Regions from separate parts of the Mus musculus genome. Here region 2 is linked to region 1. The links are chromatin loops, found by intact Hi-C in ENCODE. Cell type or tissue: left cerebral cortex. All regions are shown on one strand. Links, peaks and the distances in the headings refer to the core of each region. The heading gives the core; the rest is flanking DNA. Region 1 holds the start of Stxbp5 (syntaxin binding protein 5 (tomosyn)). Region 2 overlaps Stxbp5 (syntaxin binding protein 5 (tomosyn)).

Region 1 (10,402 bases), core at 2,403-10,402:
TAGAACACACACACACACACACACACACACACACACACACACACACACACTCTTTCATGGCAGTGTGTCTGTAACATACTTGATCTCAAGAGCTAACCACGTGTCTGAATTTCCTCTTGGAGCCTATGTGTCTATGTTTTCATTACTTTAGTTATTTTCCAGGCTGCCTCCTTCGTGAGCGAATGGCATTTCTAATAAAAATATGGACGCATCTGAGAAGTCACAATATGTTAGTAAGATGCTTTCTTTCTCTTTTACCTTTAAAGCTATCCATCTGAAGGCTTTATGCTTATCTATGTATATCATAGGAATGAAAAGAATTAACTCCCTAAGTGCTACAAACTCAGGCATCTCTTACCTAAATCTAAGAATGAGAAGTAAGGCAGGCTGGGGGGCCACGAGGTGCCATGACTGCAGAGCTACTCCCAGAGAGTGGCCCAAAACACTCTCTTCATCATGCCAATTAAGATCAATGGCCAGGACATGAAGGCCTTTCTTGGGACTGAAAAGTACTTCTGCAAAGAATTTAACTTTGTATAAAGAATACTAAGAATCCATGAGAAGTTACTGATTACCTTTTAAAAGTAGCTTATAAATTACTAAAATTTTTGTTTCAATTAGGATAATGGTAAAATTTATATAGCTTTAATACAAAAACATCAGCTATAAACCCCTCTACATATGTGCCTTAAAAGCAAGGTAGGTTCATCAATGCAGTGCCTGGAAAACTTTCACTATAAGCCAAACCTACCACCTGCTACCTGATTTTGGAAATAAAGTTTTATTCAAGCATACTTAACCCTTTACATACTGTCTATGACACATTTTGTGTTACAAGCAGGTAGACCATACAAAGATCATATGATCATCCCTACCATCTAAGAAACAACTTACTAGTTAGCCCTCTACGGCTACTGCTGCAGACTCCTGAAGTAAAGATAGACATTACTTTCAATATATATGTACAAGAGCAGAACTACATACATAACCCTAACTAGTGGACATACTAAATTGATTGAAGCGAGTTCTGCTTGCTTCCGCTGTCTTGATTGCCAACTGTACACTGATTACTGCCTTGCTTCTCATCTCCAGATAACTTCAGGATGCTGGCCGGTCCTGGTGGCATGCTGTATTTGAGACTATGCTACAACTTTGCACATACATTAACACTGATAATTTTTTCAGACATGCAATATCTGTATTAGTTAAAGAATGAAATGTAGAAGCTTCCCAGCACACATAGGCTTAAGCTCTTCCTTAATAAAGGCATTCAAATCTAAAACACAGCACACGGTGAAATAGGGTAACCCCAAACATTTCCCTTTTAATCTGCCAACCCAAAATGCTAAGGATTTGTATTCTGTGGAAGTGAAATGGCAAGTCAGTTCAGAGAATGCTTATTGAAGTACCATGTTAAAAAAAAATTCAGCACTCACAGTCTGATAACGAACTGTTTCTCTGTAAATAATATGCCTCTTACACTGCATTACATTAAAGCCAAATTAACAGCACCAAAAACCAAAGATTACCTTCTGGGTAATGCTACTTTACCCTGCAGTCCGCTCATATATACCCAAGTATAGAAACACTAATTAGTATTCCAAGATACTCTGCTGCTACCAAATTTAGAACCAACTTATGTACCAGCAATTCAAGGAAGACAGTTGCCATCCTAAGTAGTAAAACCAGCAGAGCTGTAACAACCCCAGGACTTGGGTACAGAGGAGGCTGGTCTCTGAGCTGTAGAACCCCTTACAGAGGACGTTCCAAGCCAGCCAGAGTTCCATGGAGAGACTGTCTCAAAAGGAAGGAAAAAGGAGGCAAGACTGTATCGTCGGGAACCATTTTACAAGTAAATTTACACCTCCATTAATACTCAAGAAAGAAAGGCAAGCTTTCCTAGTGGCACTGGAAAGTGTTCAGCTCGCCTGCCAAGTCCACATTCAATGTGAACGCCATCTCTCTTCACCTGCTCTGTCCTGACCTCATCTGTAAACACTTCTGCATCTACTGAAGGATTATGGATGTATTCACGGGATACAAAACAGAGCAGGCCATATGGAGTGACAGGCACTCGGAACACTTAATCTGATCACTCTGGGCAAGAGTAGCTTAAAGAATCCTCAAGTCCTCCACGGAGAGGACTGAGCATCACAGCACAGGAGGACTTATCTTCTCCATTGCCTCCCTACAGCAAAGGAAACAAACACCATATAAAATCAGTCTCAATACTGCACACTAATTTACTCCTTTACAATAGCAACAGGACTTTAAAAAGAATTATGCTAAAACTCAAATGGGAAGCAGAGACTATCAGAAAAAACTATGTCATTTTATTTAAAACAAAATAGCTTTAAGGCACAAAATCAATTTTCCATATTTAACAGTTTTTCGAGTCCATAGGCTTTCTTTCATGTTACATTTCTCATCACAAGAAAAAAATTGCACTGCAAATCTGCTTCTACAAGTCCTGCTTCTTGCTTCTTTATGAAGTATGCTGAGAAGTGTAGCTTACAGCTCACATGAGACTTGATTGTCCTTCTAAGCAAAGTTCTCTTCAATAGGGAGCAGACTTCAAATGTGAGAGCATTTCAAGTTACTTCCTTCTCCACAGTTCCGTTCCCAATGACAAGGGCTCACCCAGGAATAACACTGACAGGGGAAGACCAGATGGAAGTTGGCTAATTTCCAACTAGCTTACCTCACTTTTATTTCCAAATCGTGCTTTCAGTAGTATAATTATGTTATGAAAAATAGCATTAATGAGCAGGAAGCCAAAACATTCTAATGCTATCTTACAAGTAGAGAATCATTACATATTAATTTAATAAGAACTGTATGTAAGAGCATTTATGTGCACTGCTTATATCTAATAGCAATTTTTGTGAACTGATGGTTGAGAAGAGAATAGTCATTCAAAAGGCAAAACTGGGCTAGAGAAATGGCTCACAGACTACAAGCACTAGCTGCTCACCCAGGAGACTGGGTTCCATTCCCACTATCTGCATGGTAGCTCATGACTATCTGCCCTCTTCTGGCCTCCCAAAATGCAAATGGTGGACAGATATACATGCATCCAAGACATCCATAGACAGGAAAAAAATTACACAATGGGCAAAATTAAAGCAAAAACCAGTCATTTTCATGACCTTTTCTTCAAAGACGGCATCAGCTATAAAGCTGATGACATTACAAACTGAGCCCATTCTAAGGCCTAGAGCAGAGCTGTTTCTCATGCAGCAGATGAAGAAACACATGAGTGAGCAAACTGAAACCCAAAACTGTGGAGCGCTCTCATAATAATGGCAGCCATAGTCAAGCATTCGCCAAACAGCCAGCACACTGCCCAGTCGTAACAGCTACCCGTTTACTCGTACTGAACCCTGACGACCTCATGAGGTGGGGTATTGACTCTTCTTAACTAATGGAAAACTTATGCTAAAGACAGTTATTTGCAATCAGACACATCTGACGTATATGCCAGGAGCGGGTCATACTAACAGAAAAGCTGATGTGAGACACTTAGTAGGTGAGAGCCAGTTATAAATGTTCCTAACGTGCTGGACAAAACTCACAGAATTAAACTGCCCAATCCGCTACAAACTACTGAGAAATGCAGAAACCCCAAAAGTGATCACGCTATATATTCAATTATAAAATTCACTATGTCACAGATAAGAAGGTATCTAATTCTCACGGTAAAGGCAGCCCAGGCGGCCTTCTCAGAATGGTACTGCAGTAACGTAGAAGGTGACTTCATCTCCAACTCAACATTCTTCCTGCTATGCTCTGTCGTTTCTTGGGTGTTTTCATCCTGATGCACTCCCGAGACTTCACAGAAAGCAGCCAAGCCCTTTCCCAGAGCCCACTCTGCCACATGTGTCTAGGGTCCATACTACTACCCACCTGATTATTGTAACCCAGGAAGTTTCACTTTCTCTGTCCTTTCGTCCATGATACTGCTGCCTGACCAAATACATGCACACGAATCACACTTCCTTCCTGCCGAGTATCTTTTTATATAATTTCTAGTGGAATAACACTCCAGGCTAAAATTCAGTTGGCTACTCTTTGTGGGGTGTCGTATGTGGTGGTGCAGATTCACATGTGTGTACATGTATATAGCCTTGAGGTCAGCCTTGTTCTTTGACCTAGTGTCTATTACTGGAACCTGAAGCTCAGCTTTGCTAGGCTGGCCAGCTACCTCCCCAGCATGGGGTACCAAGCACACACCATTATCCCTGGCTTTAACATGGGTCTTGCAAGCATTGAAGGAATCCAGCTAGCTTCCCAGACCTGGAATTCGCTTCTTTCAATGAGGACACTCTTCCAAGGAGGATGCTCCTCTGGCATCCCCTCCATCTGCTATTATTTTCTAAGCCATGTTTATGCCCACAGGCTTCCTCTCAGAACTTCTCTGATTTTTCATACTGCCATTCTGTATTCTTGTCTACCAGTGTGTAGAAACGCTCATCAAGGGCTGAGAACTCAATCTGGAATCTGACCCTGTAAAGACAGAGAATCTCTATGCAAGTGTCTAGCTTTAAAGTTGGACTAGTCCCACAGCCCTTTGAGTGGAACTAGAAGCCTTTAGAAGGGCCATACCTTATTTCCTTTGAATTACACACCTCAACACAGAGAAATCTGAACTCACAGAACTGTCCTTGACTCAATCACCCAACACAGCACCTTAATTTTAATTTCATTTTAAGAGAAAGACAAATTCCGTCATCAAAAAAGACAAGAACTAGCATTCAGGCCACAAGGTCTAAAATCTAATGTCTGGGACCTCACCAAATGAGCTCCCAGATACAGACACCATTCTGTAACCCTGTATGCAACATTACACTGCAACTGAAGACTCCATCTCATCAAACTGGACACTGCCCCATGCGCTGAACTTTCCATAAGTCAAGTCTACAGAAAAGGATGTTATTCAATAATTTCCTCTCAAATTATTGGACCTTCAGTTAATTAGAAATTCTGTTTTTCCTTAGTCCTTTAAATATTAACATTAAAATGCCCCAATTTTACCCCCATTATTTACAGATAGCATATTATGTGAAAATATGATCAAGGCCATGATAAATTAGGAAGATAAAGCAATTTGCAACTACACTTGTGACTGAGAGATCTAAAAAATATAACAGCACTAAATGACTCCATTCTTCAGTATGTCCTCTCTCCCCAAAGTTGCCATCTAGATTACCCATAAAAATCAAATGTTATTTATTTCTCTATGGCAAAAAAGGGAAAACAAATGATATCACTACTATATGACCTGGTATATAAAATTGTGTTTTCCTGTTTCTTACCAATAAACCATGACAACTCTTGTCCTCTTTAGAGGACAAGATGGTTGATAGAACAGAATGGTATATATCATCAGTCATATGTTGTGCATGAATGCAATAAATAGATTAGATGTTTTGCTTCAGTGTTGGTTACATATTAAGGATTCAACTTTTACCACCCTTAAATGCAATCCTTACATATCAAATATTGCTTACTCATTCAGTCTTTTAGGTATGTTTTGCTTTGAACTTCATGTAAGACAGTCAACTCAGTCTGCACTGCCACCCTTTAAGAAGGTATCCCATTACAAACAGGCTATGTTTGTATCTGGAATCTTAACAGCCCAGTCCTATGTGAGAAATTATCTATTTTTGCTATAAAATCAATCAAAGGATATTTTATTTAGAAGTACCTTTTTTTCCCTAATAATACCCTTTAGGGGAAATATATTCTTGACAATAAAAGTTTAAAATGGGAAAGCACAGAAGGACTAGAGGAAACTAGTTTAAAAGAGGAAGCCAGAACAAATGTGGTACTAGGCAGGCCTGTAAGAAACATGCACGTTAAAACAATGTGGAGTTCTAAGTTAGGATGCATACAGTTAGATGTCTTTAATTAACAAAGAAAAATAACTCAATATACATGTTAAGCTAAATAAGTCTCTGTCGTTTCCTATAAATCAGAGTCACAATAAACAAAGCTGCATGCTCTTGTTGGCCCTCACAGAAGGAATGACTAGGGGAATACTGCTGGTAAGCAAGCCAATCTGCTAATGCTGATGCAAACCTCTAAGAAGGGAAAGCAGAAGAGACTCAGTAAACAGCCCTCTGCAGGGATTTCTAGAAGAAAACCTCACTGTCATCAGATCACGCTCACTCACGAATATTTAACTCTACAAGCCCAAAGGCTCTTGTGAGGGACCCCTCTGAAAGTCTGATCCTTTGAACTAGGAATTAACATAGGCCTGACTGCTTAACTCTATCTGTCGGATGCTCTTGCTGATTATGCAAATTAGAATTGAAAGTATTTGTAAGACAAATAATTGCTTTACAGAGTCAGCTTGCTGATGGCACATATAATTAAATATAAAAAAGGACCAAATGGCTGTTTAAAAAGTTATAATAAAATTGTTGAGGCCAGGGGAAACAAGAAAGAAGAAGAAAGAAAGAAAAACAAAACTTTGAAAGAAAAGTAAAATAATCTTAAAATAACTGATTAATTTTTCCTTCAGCCACATAATAGAATGATTTTGCTGGAGGGAAAAATCTTTCAGTTCCAAACAGTGCTTCCAGGACAATGCCAAGTGACTCTGACACCGAACTTCACTGAACAATGAGAAAATTAACTATCCATATGTACAAAACTAAAATAGAAAGTCTTTTTAAAAATAATAGCATCTAAGCAATTGAAGTCAAATAATATTCTCGACTTGACAATTTAGCTATTTGGCCAAGAGCAGCTTATGCATATTGCTGCAGAAATCATCGAGTTAAGACTTTACCATTAAAGACAGGGCTGCACTGCCAGTGTTTGGAATACATTTCGCAGAAAGCCCCCAGTCATGTTTTCAAGGCAGCAGTCATCAAAGTTAAACTCGAGGCATGCTCTGATGTCTTAGAGGGTACCTTCTGAAATATCTTAAAAGACTGCAAGATTCCTGGTTCATGCTTAAATCAAATGCGGAAAACCCTACAATGTACATAGAATAGGCCAGCTCCTCCCACCAGCCCCTTGCTTGTCAATAATAATGTCCAGTGAGCTCACTTAGTGGCTCGTCAGTTTATTACCAGCATAGCATCTCAGTGTGGGCTGGTCAAGTATGTTTAAATGACAGAATAAAGGCAATCACACATCTTAATTGAAGATAAATAGTATAAAAGAGAAAATGAGAACATCTTCATTGTTCAGACCACAAAGATTTTCTTGAAAAATAATTCTTGTGAAGAATCTAAAAAAAAAAAAAAAAAAAACCACTATGCCAAAGCTATCCAATCCATATACAACCAGAAAAAAAAAAAAAGCCTTTCTCTTCATGCTAATGTACTTAGTAGTTTTTGCTACACATAACAGATTACAGAAGGCAAAGTCTTTCAACACGGAACATTTATAGCTATGCATTTTACAAAACAATGCCCTGAAATCTCTAAAAATTGTTAGCCCTTCTTATTTATAGAAATCTAATTTGACAATAATGTTTTTTTTTCCTGGATGGACATGTGGAAATCAAATCAAATTCAAATCAGCTTCTAATTAATAGAGTAATGACAGTTAAGTTCCACATCCATTATATATGATGACACTTTAACAAGCAGCTCACAGTGCCCTGCACTCTGAACTTGGGCCTTTGAACATCATCTTTAGTAGCACTGAGCTTTAACAGTCCCCAAATACAAGCACGGGCATTCCCCTCAGGATCTTGTAGTCAAAACAAACAACTCTATCTACATCTATATCTATCTATCTATATGTGTGTGTGTTTGTGTATTAGATATAAATATTAATAGATATAAATATATTACTATATTTATGGAGTTTGTTATAACAAACTCTAGACTGCTGTTTTGATTCGTGTGTAGGAACGACTGAGAGCCAAGAGCTATTCTTACAGCAACATACACAGGTACACTAAGGCAAAGCCTGCACCACATAATTTCTTATAGCACAGATCTTACTACTTCATTCTCTAGATTAAAGAGGAAAAATAGGGTTAATGAGCAATACAGGCAGACTGGGGAAAAAGAAGCAAGCGAACAGATTTTTTTTTTTTTAAGAAAGGATACAGCCTTAAAGCACCAGTCTGAGTTCCTACCGCCAGGATCTTCTGAACGGGATCAAAGGCCAGGGCTGAGGGCTGATAGGGGAATCCATGGCGAACAGTCTGGGGATGGGCAGTGACATCACAGGAACCCACCGAGACAGCAGGCAAAATCCGAAAACAGAACAGCCCACAGTGAGTTAGAGTTGGGCCCAACTATACTGGATCAAAGCACACACACAGACTTAGCACTTTAAGGGGGAGTTCGGGATGGGGGTGGGGGTAGGGGGGAGGGTGGACTCTATCTTAAGGAACAAGCACAGAAGCACAAATCATTTAAACTCCTGCCTTGCTACAATGCTAGTAACTTCACAGAGGGCAATTTTCTATGAATAGCGTATACTATTCTGTTTGACGCCACGTTACTCAAGTTCGTAGTGGTCCAAAATTCTGTAAAATCATTCTGAAGTGTGATTCGTATTGCATCTTAAGAGAAATCACCCAAACGCGGTTTTATTTGAATGCTAAATTTAGGGAGGGATTTCTAAAGAAAAGTTGTCATGAAACTAATAGAAGGATTTAGTTAAAGAACCAGCATTTGCAATTCTAACGATGAAAATGGGTGCGAAAAATAATCTTGTAATTTTGTATTACGTCCGGAATAATTTTAGGACATAAGAACCGAATTGTACGTAGGCTTTTAAATCACCGCTGTAGGAAGGACCTAATGGCTATCTAGGAAGCAGGCGATTCTGGATAGGGAGGCTCATATGCCTTTCTCACCTAGCAGCTGGGAATTAATCCGCTGCATCATTCTTTCTGAATTACATACAAGACCTTGTGGCAATCATCGTGCCAATTCACTGACAAAACCCTCCGCGCTAAGTTTTTAACCAAACAGGCTAAAAAGAATCCTGTGACTTCAGGTGGTGAGCCGCTCGCACGCATTCTAAGGAAAAAGTGATGCGAAAAAAAATAATAATAAAAAATAAAAAACCTGGTTGAACAGGTTTGCCTTGCCCACAGACGACGTTCATCACACACTGCTGGAAAATTTCGACGTCAGTGGAAGATAATAAAATATGCGCGAATATAAAAAGTATTTCTAGGCCACTGTTACTAGCATCTAGATGGGGATTAAAGGCAAGGGTTGGGTTGCCTTGAAATGATTGCTTTTTATGAAAGGGAAAAAGACACCGACTTATAAGAAGTAGGGGATCTCTGTCCAAATCCCCCAGCAAGGCACGTCTGTCAAGGGTGGGGGGCGCCTTCTTGGAGCGCTGAGCTCCATTGGCGCGCTCTGCCCTCGCGCTCCCAGGTGCTGCCCAGCGGCCCCCTCAAACGACCCCAATCTTCCCACGACAGCTTGGCCGGGCTGCGCGCTCCCCGCTCCCTTCACCTTGCAGAGTTGGAAGTGTTCGGACTGGAGCGTCTCCTGGATCTCCGGCTCCCGGTTCCCAGGCGGGTGCTGCTGCTGTTGCTGCTGTTGCGAGGCCGAGGACGAGCCTGCGGTCAGGCCGTCCAGCACCTTCCTGATGTTGAATTTCCTCATGGTCTCGCCCAAGGGTCTCCCCGCTGCGAGGCCCAGGTAGGGGAGGAGGCACCGGCTGCGAAGGAGTCCGAGCCGCTGAAGCCGAGCGGCGGCTTCGACCGCGGGGAGCGAAGGAGCAGCGGGGAGCAGAAGATAATCCCAACAGGAAGGGCTGCGACGACGGGCGGGCGGGCGCGCGGCGGCGAGCCTTCTTCCTCCGAGGCCGCCGCGGCTGCAGTGGCGCCGGACGCCGCCTCCTCACCTGGTCGCGGCCGGGCTCCCGCCGTCCCGCGCCGCTGCCGCCGCATCCATGGCCCGCAGCCCGGCAGTCCCCCGGCAGGTCCCGGGCTCGGCCTCCGTTCAGCGCAGCCGCCCGGCCCGCATGGCCCGGGCACCCGGGGCCGGTCTCCGCGCCGCCTGTCGCTCTCTCCCCGGATGCTCGCTGTCGCCTCCCGTGAGCCTCGGACCCTGGCCCTCAACGCTCGGTAGAGCAGGCGGCGAGCCGCGGTTCCAGCGCCGGCCGCGGCGGTGGCGGCAGCTGGGCCTCCGCGGAGCGAGCTGCCCGGTGCGCATGCGCGCCGCCGCCCCCGCCCCCGGCCGGCGGCTTAAATCATCCTCCGCCGAGGACCAGGGGCAGCAGCTGGCGGACCCGCGGGCTCAGTGGCCCGCGCCTCCAGCCCTGTCACTCACAGCTCCCGCAGTGTGGTTTCGGGTTTGCTTGTATCTGGGCTCGCAATGGAACATCCAGGCAACGATTAAGTCAGTGGCAAGATGACAACTAAGAGACACCCAAAGGGAGAGAAGCCCAGCCTCCTTCATGA
Region 2 (10,402 bases), core at 2,403-10,402, 83 kb before region 1:
AAGGTGAGGGTGGAAGGAAGCAGAACCCTCGGAGGTGAGAGAAGAAAATGGACCTAAGCCACACCCAGATCCAGACTGAGACCATGGGAAGGCCTAGTGAACACATGGGTGACATGCAGTCATCATACCTTGTGATTTTCAACCTTAGTCATCGTAGGTATGTGACACTACAGAGTCAGCATCCTTAAACCATAAAAATACAGACTCAGTTAACCACAGGCAAACAGGAGCACCCATTCTTATAGGAAACTGCTATTGTAACTTACTAATGATTGTTATTTATCTAAATTAAGAGGTGCCAGATAAAGCTGACCCAAGCTTTGGCGACTTACTTTAAGCAAGGAACGTTATCACGAAGCCCGTCAGATGAGCTGCTGCTGGTAGACGGATGAGACTGAGGAGGAATGGGCTGAGGGTTGGAGCTGCCCACGGGGGTGGACAGAGGCGGGGGCTGCTCACCCTCTGGAGTATCCACATCATTTATTTCATATAACAGTCGAACTTCAAGCATCTGTCATAAAAGAATGGTTGCTTACCTATTTCTAATAGTTAATACACATTGTGTTATAATGTACCAGAAAGAATATTTTTAAAAGTTAAAAACAAGAAAAAATGCTATATTTAAATGTAAAAAAATGTTTCAACTGAACTTGTAAAGACTTGTGTACACAGGTGTGACCTCATACAAGTGCACAATACACATCCTGCCTTTCGAATAGATTGAATACTAATAAGTTGATATTCCTTAAATAAAAGATATAATATAATTAAGGATTCACATAGTCCATTAAAAATATATATAAAGTGCTATTTTTGCACAAAACAGGTGGTGATATAAATACTAATGTTTATACAGAAGCAACTGCAAACTGTTTACTAAATGATTTTGAAAAGCGTAGAAGTCTCAGACAATTGCCATGGCATAGTTATGAGGTGATTACCGGGATGACTTCGGTAAGCACTTCCTGCTTGCTGAATCTATAGATGATGACATGGGCTGACACTCCAGCTATGCACAGCATCCTGCTCTCTGGGCACCAGGAGATGATCTGAATGGCATATGGATCTTCATCTACAATGTCTGTGTTCTGTCTGTCATCTTTGTTTCTTGACTTCTCAAATACTTTAGATGTTTTTAATTTATATAGTACTTGTAGAGTTACTAGAAAAAAAGTATATCACAAATTTTAGTTGAAAATCAAAACTTGCTAATTCTTCCCGCCTCCCCTTTCAGACATTTCTTACCCATCTCCATTTCTTTGTGCCAACCAATAATTTCTGTCTACCAGGGACCCAGAACCTCCATCCTTTGCTGGGATGTAGGAAGGTGCAAGTTCTACTCCTGGCCAGGACCCACAGCGGGCAACACTTAGTGGCCATCTAAGACAAGGTCAAACATCTGCACATCAAGAGCTGTGACTATAGATAGCCACATTCTAGTGTAAAGTCACAAACATGAACAACCAAGACAATGTGCCTCCTATAGGAGCTAGCAACCCTAGCATAACAGACACCCAGAAAAATAATTTAACTACAGCATATTACAAGGATGTAAAAATAGCAATTATGAAAATACACAAGGACATTAAACAGGAACTGAATAAAAGCTTTTGTCTGAAAGAACTGCAGGTACAAAAATGGAGAAGAGCCTGAGGAAAGGAGGTCCAGTGACAGACCCAAAGTGGGATCCAGCTCAAGGAGAAGCCCCAAGGCCTGACACTATTACTGAGGCTATGGAGCGCTCACAAAAAGGGGCCTATGATGACTGCCCTCCAAAAGACCCAACAAGCAGCTGAAAGAGTCAGATGCAGATATTTACATCCAACCAATGGACAGAAAGCAGCTGACCCCTGGATTGAATTAGGGAAAAGCTGGAAGAAGCTGAGGAGGAGAGCGGCCCTGTAGGGGGACCAGCAATCTCCATTAACCTGGAACCCTGAGATCTCTCAGACACAGAGCCACCAACCAGGCAGCATACACCAGCTGATATGAGGCCCCTACACATATACAGCAGAGGACTGCCAGGTCTGAGTTCAGTCATAGAAGATGCACCTAACCCTCAAGAGACTGGAGGCCCCAGGGAGTTTAGAGGTCTCATGGGGTGGAGTGTGGGGGTTGGGGACATCCTCCTAGTGACAGGGGGATAGGGAGAAGGTATGGGATGTGGAACAGTCAGAGGGTGGGCTGGGAGAGGGATAAAATCTGGAGTGTAAAAAAAAAAAGATTAAATAAAATAAAAATTTAAAAAAGACTGACAATACGAACAGTTGATTGAAACAATGAAAGCGATTCGAGACATGAAAAGTAGAATTTAATAAAGAAATAGTGAAACTAAAGAAATGCAAGCTGAAATAAAACTCAGGAAGTCAAACTAAAATCTCACCTAGCCCTCCTCTCAAGGCTCAAGGTACCAATGTACAAACTCACAGAGACTGTAATAGCTGCACGAGATCTACACAAGCTCAATTCACTGAGCCGGGCAAAGTTCAGCATAAAGAAAGAAAAGCAGATACAAAATCCAACCTTCATCAAAAGCTATTTCCAACTGATACCTGCTAGCAAAGAGAACACTGGTATTCTCCAGTAGTGTGCCACTGGGTATGTCAGCCACATTCCAGGGCACGCTCCAGGCCCATAAGTATTTGGTCAGTACAAAATAGAATCCATTGTGTGTGTATGCCTGCTTTTTGTTTTCTTTTGGTATTTTTCATCCTATTTTTTCTTTTATTCCGTAGTTATTTCTTATTTTAGGGGTGGGCAAGAAGTTAGAGGAGTTTGGAGGTAGGAAGGATCCAGGAGGAGTTGAGGGAGGGGAAAGATGATTAAATATTGTACAAAAAATTGTAAATAAAAACCCAATTGAATTATTAAAAAAAATCAAATATAATGGTTAATCATCATATTATGGAAGAAAAACAACCTATACACACCTAAACAATGTTTTGATTTCTCTAACTATTTTCTAATATATTATACACTAAGACATTTCCACCCTCACAAATGAATTAGATAACCTGAAGCAAAACTACAAAAGGAATTTGGCACAGAATCTTTGGTGTAAACATATGGAGAATATATTTTACTTCCTAAAATGACATTCTACATAAAGACATTCTCCCCAAAAGGCACCAGCACTATCAAGCATCCTTATCAAACAGCAGCTAGCCTGAGGTAAGGGATCCCATACATGCTTGCTATACAGGGTCTCTAGCCATGAAGGCTGTATCTTCCCAAGTTTGCTCCTGTCTAATCACAAGGTCTCCTTTCCAAAGGCAGCATAAACCTTTGTAGCATTAACTTAAAGTGGACGTAAACATTTGATTTAAAATATATTTTCACTTCTATTTCTGACTTCTAAAGAGATCTAAAGATCTTGAAAAGATGAGAACACTTGAGAATTATTATTTGATGTACTAATAACATTAAAATATCTTCACTCTTAAAAATTCTAAACTCATACTGAATAAGCCAATAACTTAAGCTGATGTCCTGGTACTTTCCAGTCTAAGGCGGTCTGTACAGGTTTTCACAGCACCTCTTACAAGGCAATGGCAGTGAGATGCAGCAAGCAAGTACTTACTTGCAGAAGCGTCCCAGAATTTCACCGAGCCATCAGCATGCCTAGGACAAACAAGACAGAGAAGAACAGAAAGAGAAGAATAAAGAAGGAAAAATATTGTAACTTTTTTAGCAAACTCATTCACTTAAATGAGTAAAAGGCAGAAATCATTGTAAATCAGTGAAATCTTGCAGGAAACCTTCCTATTATTTTATAACATAAAAGAAAGCTTTACTGACTTAATGAATTAAAATTCAAACTGTCATTAAGTATATTAACTATTACTGATTTAATTAGTAAGAATATACTGTTGCTTACCCTGTAATAATTATTTCTGGGTAACTTTGAGCACCCAAGCCCCAATTACCACCATTGATGGGCCATTCCTAAAAAAAAAAAAAAAAACATTGAATGTTGACTTAGAAATATATATTCTTTATAGCAGATAAGTAGTATACAATGTATAGGTCTATTAGGAAGTTATGAACACAGTACACATAATTTACTTCAAAAACATAATTTCCTAAAAATTTAACAATGTTATCAACACCTCAAGGAGACAAATTTAAGATAATAACATGATGCATTAAACAGTGAAACTCGGGCTTGGTACCTTTTTGCTGTAACCTTGACGCTTCTGTCTAGCTCCAACAGAGTAAAGTGCAGGAATAAGATCCACAGGACAATCAGCAAAATATTCACAACATGTAACAGGGGACTCGTGTATACTCAAAGGGTAGGGATTCTCAAATATAGGGTATCTTTAACAATAGGAGAAAGAAAAACACATTAACACATTGTAAACTATGATCAACACAACCATGAAGACATTACTATACATCCTACTAAGATTACATTGTTTAATTATGTAAATGTGTGAAAACAGTGAAGCGTTTTATTACAGAAGATGTTCCTTATCCACCAATAAACAGAAAGGCTGTGATTGTAGCTATATATCACTGCCACACACAAGGTTGCGTGCTACACACATATTTGTCTCATGTGTTTCTCGCACTCATCTTATGATACATTTTCCAGAACAACAAAGGCTTTGAGTAATTTGTTAGAACCATGTGGGCTAGAAAGTAGCTGAAGCAGAAGTTGAAACTACTGTGAATCAGTGAGCTATGTGCATGTCAACCAAAAACCTTACCCTCTGCTGGTACAGCTAACATAAATTTCAATTCTTTTTTTCCTCCATCATTGTAAAAACTCATCCAATATTAAACCTGGAACACTTGTTTCTTGTGACAGTCAACCACAAACATAACGTGACTGGGCTGAGAGAATACTGGGCAGAGCACACTCATGTGTCTCTGGGGGCATTTCCAGAGAGGACTAATGGACGATGGAAGGCTCTCTCTGATGGAGCCATCTCATAAGGTTGCTCCCACCCCAGTGGAATGAAGGAGAAGCGGACCTGCTGCACCAGCACACTTGTCTGCTCTCTGGCTGCTGGGACACTGGGAGCCCAATGACTGCTTTATGATATCTTCCTGAATAAGAGGCTGCCCCGTATGAGCCCATAGCAGTGGACAGAATCCTCTCAAACAGTGAGCAAAAATAAATACTTCCTTTCTCAAACGTTTTATCTCAGGCATTTGTCACACTGGCAAAAAGCTAATACATTTTATTTCGGTAATAATCTAAATTATAATTATACTTTTCATGTTCTTTGGATATGAAGTCAGACACATTACTGGTGAGCCAAGAGGTTAGTTCACTTTATAGCCATGTAATTAATTTATTAATATGAACAAACAATGCTTTAAAATCATTAAAATATGAATGTGCTTAAAATGAAAGCCACGGCAATACTTCTTAGAATGAGACTGGTTAAACCATCTGTAAAAAAAGTAGAAACTAGCTGAGACACTTAAAAAGTACAAAATGGCTACGCTGTACATATTAGATCTATGCCCACTGCTAATAAGACTAAAAATAGAGTATATTTCAGCAATAAGCATTTATAGACTATGAGTCAAATCATCTCTACCTTTACCCCCCAGACAGATTAAACACACACAAAAGGAGTAATAAGTAATAAAAATCAACTTTCTTCTTTTCATAAAGTTTCTTCTCCTCTGCTCCAGGGGTCTAGCATTTCTCATATCTAATTGACAGTTCTGCAAAACTAAAACACCTTCTTCCATTTGATTTGAATCATATTTTTCTTGATTTAATCATATCTCAGAACAGGTCACATGGAACACATTCATTATTATTTTTGAATGGTCTGTTATAAACAAACAAACAAGCCTTACAACAAGTAAGTACTACAAGTACCAGCCTCTAGGCTGAGATGTGCTCACAAAACAGAACCAGCAAACAGCACCGCAAACAGACCAGGTTTCTCACCCTTAGCACTGTTCACACCGGGAGAAGCCTTAACTTGGAAAACTGTCCTGTGCATCATGGATGTTCGAAGTATATTTGTCTTTTATCCACTAGATGCCAGTAGCATCCCACCAACAAAGTATCTATTCAGACACTGTCGAGCATCCCTGGGGGCAGAGCCACCTTAGCCTGAGGCTTTCTGTGAATGATGCTGTGCTTGATGGATATGTCTTGGGAGAAAATAAGTAATATGGTGGCTCCCTTCACAAGACAGAGAGTATCCCTGACACCAGGGAATAAACAAGCAAATTACCAGGAGTTCTTACTAAGAGCTGAGCTAGGGTAGGGGATTTACAGATCAGACATGTCTATAGGGTCTAGGAAAGCCATAAACCATATAGTGAAAGTTGTGTGGATTCTGATAACAGCGAAACAAGTGGAGAGTTCCAGCTGCCAAAACATTGCATAAGAGAAGATATGACATGCAATTTACTAAACATAGAGCTGCTACCCCATAAACTGAGGCCAGTTTGAGAAAATAGCAAGAGGGCAGCTTAGAAATAATACTACCTTCGTAAAGTAGCAGGTAGAGTAGTTAAAATAACAATAGCAACCAGTAGTTAAATTAGTTAGTAGTTAACTAAGGGGCATGATGCAGGTTCTACTGAATCTGACAGGGATCTGGCACAATACATCACAACAGACTGAATACGGGAGAAAGACTAATCAGGTCATCAGAGGCAACCTGACATGGGCCCATTTTGGGCAAGCTTTTCATATATTGCTTCAGTATACACAAGCATGAAGCAGAAATGTACGGACCTGAAGAAACTGTGAGCAACTGTGAGTAACAGAAAGTCACAACTCATTGCACATGAAGAAGTTGAACTGGTGGCTACAGGAACCTTCGTTCCTATGTACCAGTGTCTTTGGTTTTTGGACAGGAAGGTCCTCTGTATGCTACCAAAGGAGAAACATAAACACCAATCCAGCCACAAACTCTCTGATCTACAATAGGATCCTGCCTGAAATATATGCTTATGCAATGGTGGCAACAAAATATGTGAAAATAACTAAAAAAACATGTGATTTGACTGAAAGGGACTGAGGGGCCCATTACAGAAAATAGAACCCATATCTGACATCACTTGGGTGACCAAGAGCTAAGGTAAAACCAAATAATATGGGTCTTAAAAATAAAGCAGTAATAAAATGACCCCAAATGACATTCCCTATACTCATAGACCAGTCCCGGGCTCAGCCATCATCAGAGAAACTTCCTCTTTCAGCAGATGGGAACAAATAGAGATCCACAGTCAGGATCTCTATTATGAGGAGAATTAGGGACCATAGAATACTCAGTCCTAAATGAGAAGTCTCCATCAAGTACCTCCTTACAGGTCTCAGGGAACCCCATGGAAGAGGAAGCAGAAGGATTAGGAGCCAGAGAGAATGGAGGGCATTAAGGAAACAAGGCTCTCTAAATCAACATGAACAATGCACCTGTGAACTCCCAGAGACTGAGGCAGCATGCACAGGGCCTGACCAGGTCTGAAGCAGATGAGACCCCTGGAGCCTGAGAGAAGTGGACATATGCCCCGACCTCTAAGCACATCCCAGATCCAACTGCTAACCAACAATGGTACACAGCCAGCAGAAACCTAGTCATCTGTGCCCAGGACTGTCTCAGTGTCATCACACGGCAGGGCTTTTCCTTTGCTTTTTCTTTTTTAATTATTATTAATTTTATCTCATTATTTTTATTATACTTATATATATTTGTTTTTCTCCCTATAGGTCTTTTGTGTATATATTACAGCTTTTAGTGCAATGTTTTCCTGAGTGTGCAACAGTGGGGTCTCTGAATCTTGTACTTTCTCTCAGGTCCTTATCCTTCCGTTTGCTTTATCTTACTATATTTTATTATCAGCCCTTAGGAGACTCTTTATGTTCTAAGGAGAGACAGAAATGGGTGGATCCAGATGGGAGGGGAGGTAGGAAAGATGTGGAATAGGAAAACATAATCAGGATATATTAAGTGAGTGAAACAAACTATTTTCAATAAAAGGAAAAAAGTAATAGAAGGATCTATGATATCCAATATAATCAATACCTTTCCGATTACTAGAAATGTGGATCTGGAACATTAAAAAGAGATCATGTTTATAAATGTCAAGTTTTAGTGGCATGTAATACTTTAATGTCATGCTAAAAGAGACCTTGTGGTTTCCCACATAGTAACAGAGTTGCTCACCCAGTGTCCTTACCCATTTTGTGCAAGGTCTATCAGCACTAAGTCCTTTTCCAGGAGAACAACCACAGCATATGGTTCCTGAAAATCTACAACATGAGAACACTGTGTAAACAGACTTCTTTACACACCCCAGGGAAGCCACAGAAAACATCTAGTTGGGATCCTTGTTTCTGTTTCTGGAGGGTTTAATATTTTAATTGGCCCAGGACAGTTCATATCATTTATATATCTTGGATGAGATAAAGGAATAAAATACTCCATTCAAAAATCCTAACATATTTGTAAAGAAGAGTAAGACAAGAACCCCAAAGAAACATTTTTGATATTAAATTTTTAAGGATGTAGTAGAGACATCAAAACCACAATTTGATCCTGACCAGTTATCATAATAGAATCTTGAAATAAGCCGATAGAGTTCTGTAATCTTTTTCATGTTAGGTAATACATGTCTGTTAATAACTACAAAATGAATTGCATCTTTGAACTTCACAGAGATGCAGATGTGATGAAAAGCTAGACGTGTAAGTGCACTCTGTGTTAGTCTGCCCATGCTATGGTGCCCCGAACTGCCTGGTTAGTATCAGTCAAGATGCTGCCATGAAGGAATATTTCAGAAACGACTAGCAGTTAGTTCTGAGTGAGGTTTAAACCTAGAACTCCTCCCTGAGATTTCCACATGTTTCAGAACCATGACTTTAACTCATTCTGGACTTTCCTAGACTGTTAGTCCTGCAATCCTTCATATATACACACATACCTAGTGCAATCCATTATACAGACACACATAGGTCTCTATTGGACTCTCTGGAGAAATCAAGAAAAATACTGTCCTGCAGAATTTATATTACTCAATATTCTCAGTGTCTGTCTTTGAATGATAGTTAATATTAATGTACAATATGGAAGAGATAAAATGTACTGAAAAAAAAAACCCTTCATTTGAAATCAAATTGGTCATGTTATGAAGGCAGACCCTATTCCCTAAAGCTCTAGAACGGTGGGATATGGAAGCCCTTACACAAAACACATCTCCTTTGAATGTCAGTATGTATGTAGAGTGAGCCTCACCGTTTGGATATGGCGTTTCACAGAGTGTGAGAAAGTCAACGATTGAATAGTCCATTTCCAGCACTGCTGTGCTTTTCCCGTGCATCACTGTTAAGCAGGGTCTTCTTCCCACGGTATCATAGGATAAGCCTCCTGACAAAATAATAAAAGGTTCCCTGGAAATAAAACACAAAGGATGTTTGCAAATATGTGCATGGACACTATTTTTTTTTCTGCAGCATCATATAGTTATTCAGTGGCAGTATCCTCTAATATATATATATTATATAACACATAATGGAAGAATTATATGTAGAATTTTTAATGTGATTAATTTCAAACCTAGTTTGCTAAAAATTAGACTACAATAAGCATGGGCATGGGTCCCATGTGACTGTAACTTGTTCTTGGTCCTTATTTTATTTCCTGTGGACAGTCACCGTGATAAAGGCTTCTGTAGGTTTCTGAGTGGCTTCTACTTTGGTCATAACAAGGCTACTCAACAAGTGTTCCTAAAAAAAAATCTAGCATCAGGCGGCTTCAGTATGCAACCCTCTGACAATTCAGGGATACAGCAAGAACTGTACAGGTTATAAACCACTCAAGATCACTGAAAAAGAGTCATCCAGGCATCTCCTACAGGCTTTAATGTTTTCCAAGAATCTCCTATATTAATGCTGAAGTCTTACACTACACATTCTGTGGCTTGCCTGCCTCTGTAATCCTTATGTTTCCAGTAAACAACACCACTCCTGCCCTCGATACCCATATTAATCATTATGAAAAGTATACGATTTATCTACAGCTATGTTATAAAAGCTACCCCTAAGTATCTTTTTATATATCACAACATGGGTATACTTTTTTATCCTTGACTTGATTTGATATTCCTTTGTAGGAAGTTATTGAACATGTAGCATGTATGCAATCATTCAAAATTGCCTGCATATGAATTTTTTAAAAATATTTTTATATAATTTTGAAAAATTATTCTCAAATATTTTACTTTATTGTCAATGAAAGATATATCTATGAAAATGTGCACATGAGTGCAGTCTCTGGCGTTGGCCAGAGAGGACATCATAGTCCCTGGAGCTGGGGACAGGCCGTCAGGAGCTTCCTGATGTGGGTGATGGGAACCAAATTGTGTCCTCGGCAAGAACAGTATGCGCTCTCAGCTGTGAGTGTCCATCGCCAGGCCTCAC

Evidence for each region. A loop is a pair of places that touch in the nucleus more often than their neighbours do. Peaks named below come from ENCODE experiments on the same cell type or tissue, not always from the same donor. Only the 100,000 strongest peaks of a DNase experiment are listed, where the experiment ranks them.
Region 2: it touches region 1 in a loop (2.3-fold over the local background); 2 of 42 quality-filtered maps call a loop at or near these places.

What each region holds. Positions count from the first base shown.
Region 1 is chr10:9,891,082-9,901,483 of GRCm38, forward strand. It overlaps Stxbp5 (syntaxin binding protein 5 (tomosyn)), which reads right to left and starts at 9,959. Exons shown (of 26, transcript NM_001081344.2): 1 at 9,450-9,959; 2 at 8,076-8,173. The coding sequence starts at 9,602. Gm46210 (a long non-coding RNA gene) reads left to right here and starts at 10,232. Exons shown (of 3, transcript XR_001779713.1): 1 at 10,232-10,402. In left cerebral cortex, for the core only: no CTCF peak of the experiment used is centred there; DNase peaks (open chromatin) are centred at 6,112, 8,278, 8,963, 9,593 and 1 more place; H3K4me3 peaks cover 4,566 bases; H3K27ac peaks cover 3,048 bases.
Region 2 is chr10:9,808,088-9,818,489 of GRCm38, forward strand. Stxbp5 (syntaxin binding protein 5 (tomosyn)) reads right to left here. Exons shown (of 26, transcript NM_001081344.2): 10 at 9,219-9,373; 11 at 8,164-8,236; 12 at 4,173-4,320; 13 at 3,878-3,945; 14 at 3,581-3,621; 15 at 942-1,162; 16 at 333-511. Among named protein-coding and RNA genes, the nearest start is that of Gm25635, 39 kb to the right of the region's middle. In left cerebral cortex, for the core only: a CTCF peak has its summit at 5,999 (motif pointing right); a DNase peak (open chromatin) is centred at 6,042.